Regions from separate parts of the Homo sapiens genome. Here region 2 is linked to region 1. A link is a contact called in ENCODE Hi-C or POLR2A ChIA-PET data. All regions are on one chromosome and are shown on one strand. Each heading gives the region's core, a stretch centred on a gene start or an enhancer-like site at or near the end of the contact. The rest is flanking DNA. Distances are from core to core; before and after follow the strand shown. Region 1 has its middle 280 kb from the start of VEPH1. Region 2 holds the start of MLF1-DT (MLF1 divergent transcript).

What was found. A loop is a pair of places that touch in the nucleus more often than their neighbours do. ChIA-PET counts read pairs that join two places held with the same protein, here RNA polymerase II (POLR2A).
Region 2: a map of mammary epithelial cell shows a loop between it and region 1 (12-fold over the local background). The contact joins the promoter of MLF1-DT here to the enhancer-like site in region 1. A Hi-C loop is called at or near these places in 1 of 168 maps with a recorded cell type or tissue (mammary epithelial cell). POLR2A ChIA-PET finds 5 or more read pairs at or near these places in 2 of 52 experiments (B cell and GM10248).

The regions. Positions count from the first base shown.
Region 1 is chr3:157,783,677-157,786,758 of GRCh38, reverse strand. No RefSeq gene overlaps it. Among named protein-coding and RNA genes, the nearest start is that of VEPH1, 280 kb to the right of the region's middle. Within about 2 kb of position 1,535, at least 3 of the 41 ENCODE cell types and tissues checked have a DNase peak (open chromatin) inside an H3K27ac peak, as active enhancers do.
Region 2 is chr3:158,569,512-158,572,593 of GRCh38, reverse strand. MLF1-DT (MLF1 divergent transcript) reads left to right here and starts at 1,528. Exons shown (of 5, transcript NR_104147.1): 1 at 1,528-2,423. MLF1 (myeloid leukemia factor 1) reads right to left here and starts at 1,400. Exons shown (of 8, transcript NM_001369783.1): 1 at 1,247-1,400. The coding sequence starts at 1,293.

The DNA of each region.
Region 1 (3,082 bases), core at 286-2,785:
AGGCAACTTTGTGGTGTACGTAATTTGGTGCTTCTTTGCTGCTGGATGTATTTGTGTTAAGTGCCCCCATCTATTCAAATATCAGAGGAGGAATTTTTGAATTTGGGTAGTACTGACTCTCTTAGGTTGGTAGGGAGTTTGCAGGGTAGATTGTGTGATAAAGAAAATTAACCATTTCTTGAGGCTGGCCTCCTTGAGGCTGGCCTCCTTGAGGCCTGGGTAAAAGGTTATAAGGACAGATCTCATTAGGCTGAAAGGTGTTTTATATTATCAAAGCAGGGCTTTCTCAAGGCAGTTTGTCCTTTTGCCTGGGGGAAGATGAGTTTTCTAAATGACTCAACTACTTTTTGGCATACTTTTGCATTTGGTTCATTTCCAGGTACCAGAAAGAATGTAAATATGGAATGAATCAACTTTTTCCACATTTTTCTCTAGCAGTTCTTTTATGAAGAACAGATTTTCCATAGAGGAAATTTAAAAATACATAAAACTGAGAAACGATGGTGTTGTTGAGAGCGGCCTCATTTTCCATGTCACTTTGTAACTGGCAATGCACACTGTATTCAAATGGCATTAATATAAAGTATAGAGTTTGTTTCAATTAGCTTCATTTCTCCTCAAGATGAGAAATTATCATAAATCCCTGAAATAACAGTTGACTCAGAGATGCTTGTGTCATTGCACTGGGATTTTTTTACAGCTTTTCTTAAAAAAGCTACACTTAGTTATAAAAATGATTAAACTCTCATTTAATGCATTTGATATGGGCCTTTTGCCTAAATTAGGAATGAGGAGAGGAGGGCAATACTGTAACTCAAAGACAGAAAAATTATACTTTTGCAGTAAATTTGGGTAGAATATTTTTCCCATTTTAGAGCATTTTTCTACATGGAACCCAAGAATTTTCATTAGCATTCAGTTCAGATTTTTTTGTTGGATGCCACTCTTTTGAATGATTTGAAAATATTTTTCTGGTGCATCTGTAAACATCTGAAAATTCGATATTTGGTAAAAGACAATTGATATGGACAGCTCAAAAAGCCAGAACTTTATGCAAAACAGTATCTGGATTGCCATCTAAATGAAAACCGCATGTCAAACAGATGCCATAAATATGAATTCAGACAAATGCCCATTGATAGTTTTTCTGTGGTGCATCTTAGATGGTTCAGTGAGTTACAGATCTTGTGAAGTGCAGCCTGTTTGGTATGCTGAAGGCAAGTTAAAGTTCCCTTCCTTTCTATTGTGACACTACAAGTCTAACCTTTATTGTCAGGGTCTCAGCTGAATTTTCTAACAGCACATGAGTGGGAATTCATGGAAATAGCATGTGTTTCACCAGTTTCCTTTATTTCTCCCTCAGGACAAGCAGCTGTCAGGTCAGCCCCCCATTGCAGAGCTTGAAGCCATCAAGAGCAGGGATATATTTGCCTTGTTCTGAGGGCAGGCTTTCTGCTGACTCCGGAGATCACATAAATACCTTCAGGCCAGTGTGTCTGAGTCATCAGTGAGTGACCTCCTTGACAGGCTGAAACCACAAAATGGGACTTATGGAGCCGGCGAAGCAGGCTGCCCAGCTCCAGGTTCAGCTGAAGCAATCAACAGAAGGGGAGATTCGTTCATGTTCACACTCCCATTTTTCTACATGGTAGGAAACTAATTCCAGAGAGTAATAGTAGTGTAACAATGCATACACATAACTTTCATAACCCCGTTACCTCCAGTGCTTTACAATGAAATCCAGAGTCCGTGATAGAACATGTTCCTTAAGTTCTTTATAGTTACAACTAGACATAGTTTTAGAAAGGAAGCTTGACTTTTTAAAATATGAGTTTAACATCTTTTCGTTAGCAGACCTCACTTGGGTGAGGTAAGGAAGGCTAGTTTTGCTATTAACCTAGCTTGCTTCCCTAGGTCATGGGACGTGAGCTTCCTAGGATGAGAAGGGAGGAAGATGCCAGTCTTTGTTTTCAAGTGGTTGCCATTGTTGTGTGGAGTTGAGAGCTCATTTACTTTGTGTCCTTAAAAAGTGTATTTCTCTGTTTTTTCTCAGTAATAATTTCTAACACTAACTTATTGCTAGACTACTCACCTAGATCATTGTATTCACTTCTTGAAATAACCCTGTAATTAATATTATTGGCCTGAGGGTGAAACCAAAGCTGATGGGATAAATAACTTGCCGGAAGTCATGCTAATAAGGGGTAACTGACCAATTTGAATCTGCCTATCTGCCCACAGAGCTTATATTCTTCTTCATTTACCGAGGCTTGAAAAATGTGTGAACCAGCCAAGGGATGTACTAATTTTGTCTTCACACTGCAGGTCTGATGGGAATGTGGAACAACTGCATTTATTAAGTACACTTAGTACATTGTTTTTAAGTTTTTGATTTTTTTTCATTTATTCAACAAACATGTAGTAAAAACTTTCTACTAGGTGCTGGGGATATAGCTATGAACAAAACGAGTAAAGAAAAAACCTTCTATGTAGAAGTCAGAATGAGGCAGAGTGAGAACTCAACCTGCTTTTGCTAAAGGGAAGGAAGAGGCTATGACTCAAAGAATACAGACATCATGTAGAAGCTGGGCAAGGCGCTAGGAGATGGATTCTTCTCTAGAGACTCCATAAAAGGAACGCAGCCCTGCTAACATTTTGATTCTAGCCCAGTAAGATCCATGTCAAACTTTTAACCTATAGAAGTGTAAGATAAAAAATTTGAATTGTTTTATGCCACCAAATTTGTGGTAATTTGTTAAAGCAGCAATAGTAAACTCATGCAGATGGCACTGAAAGATTTTCCTCAGAGTCTGGGCATCATCAGATTTGCTGTCTTCATGAGATTCTTGCACTAGCAGTGTAGAGCCTGGATCACTGGGGCCAAGGCTAAAGGCAGAGAGATGAACTAGGAGGTACTGTAAAGACAAAACAACAGAGAGTCAGAGTCCACCATAAGGCAGTGGATTTGAGTTTGTTTGCTTGTTTGGCAAAGCATTTGTAGAATAAATGTTGTAAAGCTGAAGAGAAGGAGCCAGAGATGAGCACGTTTTAAAAATTGAGGATAAGGGGCTGGGCGCGGTGG
Region 2 (3,082 bases), core at 279-2,778, 790 kb before region 1:
CTCAACCCTCCTCCCACATCATGCTCTCAAGCCCTTCCCACCAACTCACGCCCTCAACCCTTCTCCCCAACCCTCCTCCCACACCTCATGCCCCCAAATCCTCCTCAGCCCCTAAATCCTCCTCCATCCACCTCACACCCTCAACCCTCTTACCGCCACCTCACGCTCCCAAACCATCCCCACCAACTCATGCCCTCAATCCTCCCCTGCACTTCATACTCCCAAACCCTCCCCACCAACTCACGCCCTCAACCCTCGTCCCTGCACTTCAAGCTCTTAACTCTCCCCTGCACCTCATGCTCCCAAACCGTCCCCCCACCTCACGCCCTCAACCCTCCTCCCCCCACCTCGCGGTCCAAAACCCTCCTTCCCCTCACCTCACACCCTCAACCCTCCCCCACACCTCATGCTCCCAAATCCTCCTCCCACCTCACGTCCTCAACCCTCCTCCTACACCTCACACCTTCAACTCTCCCCCACACCTCATGCTCCCAAACCCTCCCCCCACCTCACGCCCTCAACCCTCCTCCAAACGCCTCACACCCCCAAATCCTCCTTCGTCCATCTCACACCCTCAACCCTCCCCCCTCCACCTTACTCCCCCAAACCCTCCTCCTCCCACCCCACGCTCCCAAACCCTCCCCCCACCTCACAGCCTCAACCCTCCTCCCCCCACCTCACGCTTTCAAACCCTTCCCCCACCTCACGCCCTCAACCCTTCCCCTCACCTCACGCCCTCAACCCTTCCCCTCACCTCACGCCCTCAACCCTTCCCCTCACCTCACACCCTCAACCCTTCCCCTCACCTCACGCCCTCAACCCTCCTCCCTCCCACCTCATGCTCCCAAACCCTTCCCTCACCTCACGCCCTCAACCTCTTCTCCCCACCTCATGCCCTCAATTCTCCTCCCCCCACCTCCCGGCCTCAACTCTTCTCCCCCCACTCCCAGCCTTAACTCTCCTCCCCACACCTCACGCCCCCAAACTTCCCTCCGCCTACCTCACGCGTCCAAACCCTCCTCTCTCCACCTCATGCGCCCAAATCCGTCTCTTCCCTGTCTCACACACCCCTAAATCCTCCTCTCTCTTCCCTCCCAGGCCTCCAAATCCTCGTCTCCTTCAAACCGCCTCCAGAGTTACTCCGAATTCTCTCTCGCCCTCTAAAACTCGCTCTTTTCCCTTAAAATAGCTCCCCTCGATACCTTAATTCCCGCGCGACCCCGGACTCCTGGCTCCCGTAACTCACGAGAAGAAGGGGTCATCCTCAAAACTGCTGTTCAGCATCCTGAACATTCTGGCTCTGTCTTGGGTGGCGGCAGCCGCGGACAGATTGGAAAAACGATGTTAACTCGCCGCGGCCGCGACAAGAGCTAGCCTCCAGTACGGACGACGCCTCACTCGCCGCGGCGCAGGCGGTGCCCGCCGGGATAGGAGGTGCGTGACACCGAGCTGCTTTCCCATTGGACATTGCTCTGTGACGTCACCAGGACGAGGCGGGGAGCAATGCGCCGCTGCCCTGGCAACCGCAATCAACACAGTGGAGGCGAGAAGTCTGGCCTTGCGCCGGCCGGGGAGCTTTTCGCCAAGGCTCCTGTGGGATGGGATAGCTTGTTCTCTGGGCTGCAGGAACCAAAACATTAGACCACCCTTTCTGTGACCTTGGGCATGCCGCCCTCGGTTCCGAGCCGCAAGTCTTTCTTTCGGGGAAAATGAAAAGGGGTCAAGATTTGGACCAGATGACACCCAATGTCCCATTCAACGGTCGCATTCTGTCATCCACAGGAATTAGTCCTGTATCCGAAACATTCTCTGGTAGTCAAAAGCTGTGAGCAAATAATAAGAAAAAATGTGCAAAACGTTTTTTAGTACAGTTAGCAAATAGTGTACTCAGTTGTTGAAGGAAATGGGATGAAGCCTATCAGATTTCAACAAACTTATTTACCTCTTGAGAAAGCTGCTCTCTTTTCGGTTGTCCTTCTGTGTCTCTCTTTCAAAGATCAAGTCTCACTGCGATGCTGATATGTTTTTAACACTTCTCCAGCATTTCTTAACCTAACAGCAGGTTTCAGGCACAGGCCTGCAGCAAGCAGCCATATCCAACTAAAATTCCACTACTATATGTTTTTATTTGCATTACATTTATCAGGGAGCTTTCTATTTATGGCAAGGAAACTGATTTTAAATTTAAATCAGTGATATACATCAAGAGCTAGATTTTGCATTTTTAAGTGAAAAAGTAAGCTATCAAATAGAACAGGTGGAATTTGGATATGGTGGGGCGGAGGGGTAGGCAGAGCAGGGGAGAGGAACATCGTGATAGTGGTACTCAAATTACTAAGTTTTAGAAAACACTATCACGGGGCCTTTCAGGAGCCTGGAGACAGATGGAGGGGAAGACAGAAGAGAGATTAAGGAGAAGAATGGTAAGAGTATAAGAAAAGAGAAAATACATCTTGCATGTCCACCCTTAATTCAGTGAGCTCCCCAGCTTCTCTACGTGGCTGTCTTGCAGAGATAAAGGGGCGTCCATAGCTCATCAGGGCCCCCTGGGATCAGGCCAGAGGGGTGGCACTTTGCCAGCATGAAGAAGTGTGCAAGCCCTGATTTGGAGGTGACAGGAGTAGTCAGGGGTTATTTTGAGAGCTGGAAATTTAATCGTTTGGATCTTTTACTCCCCATCCCCCTTTTTTAGCCAAGTTCTCTGGCAGCTTCCTTCCCCTGAGACTGGTGGCATGGGGTAGGGCAGACTTCACAGCCCAAGATGAGATGGCACAGCCCATCCAGGAAAGAGGATATTTTCTTTTCCTCTGGACTCAGAATAAAGCTCAGAGAACATATACACAAAATTTCGAAAATTTCTAAATAAATTTCAAGGCAAACAAAATTGTTTTATAAGACCTTAAATTGTTTTTCTCTTTAAAATAGTATAAGCACAAGATGTGAAGGAGGCCACACTTAAAAAAAAACTTGAAATGGAGTAAGTTATGTGATAAAAGATGGTGTTAAAATAGTTCTGGATTAAGGCCAAGTAAATTTGTAATGTTACCCTCTAGTTTCTGTGGGAACTTTTTTAGAATCACAT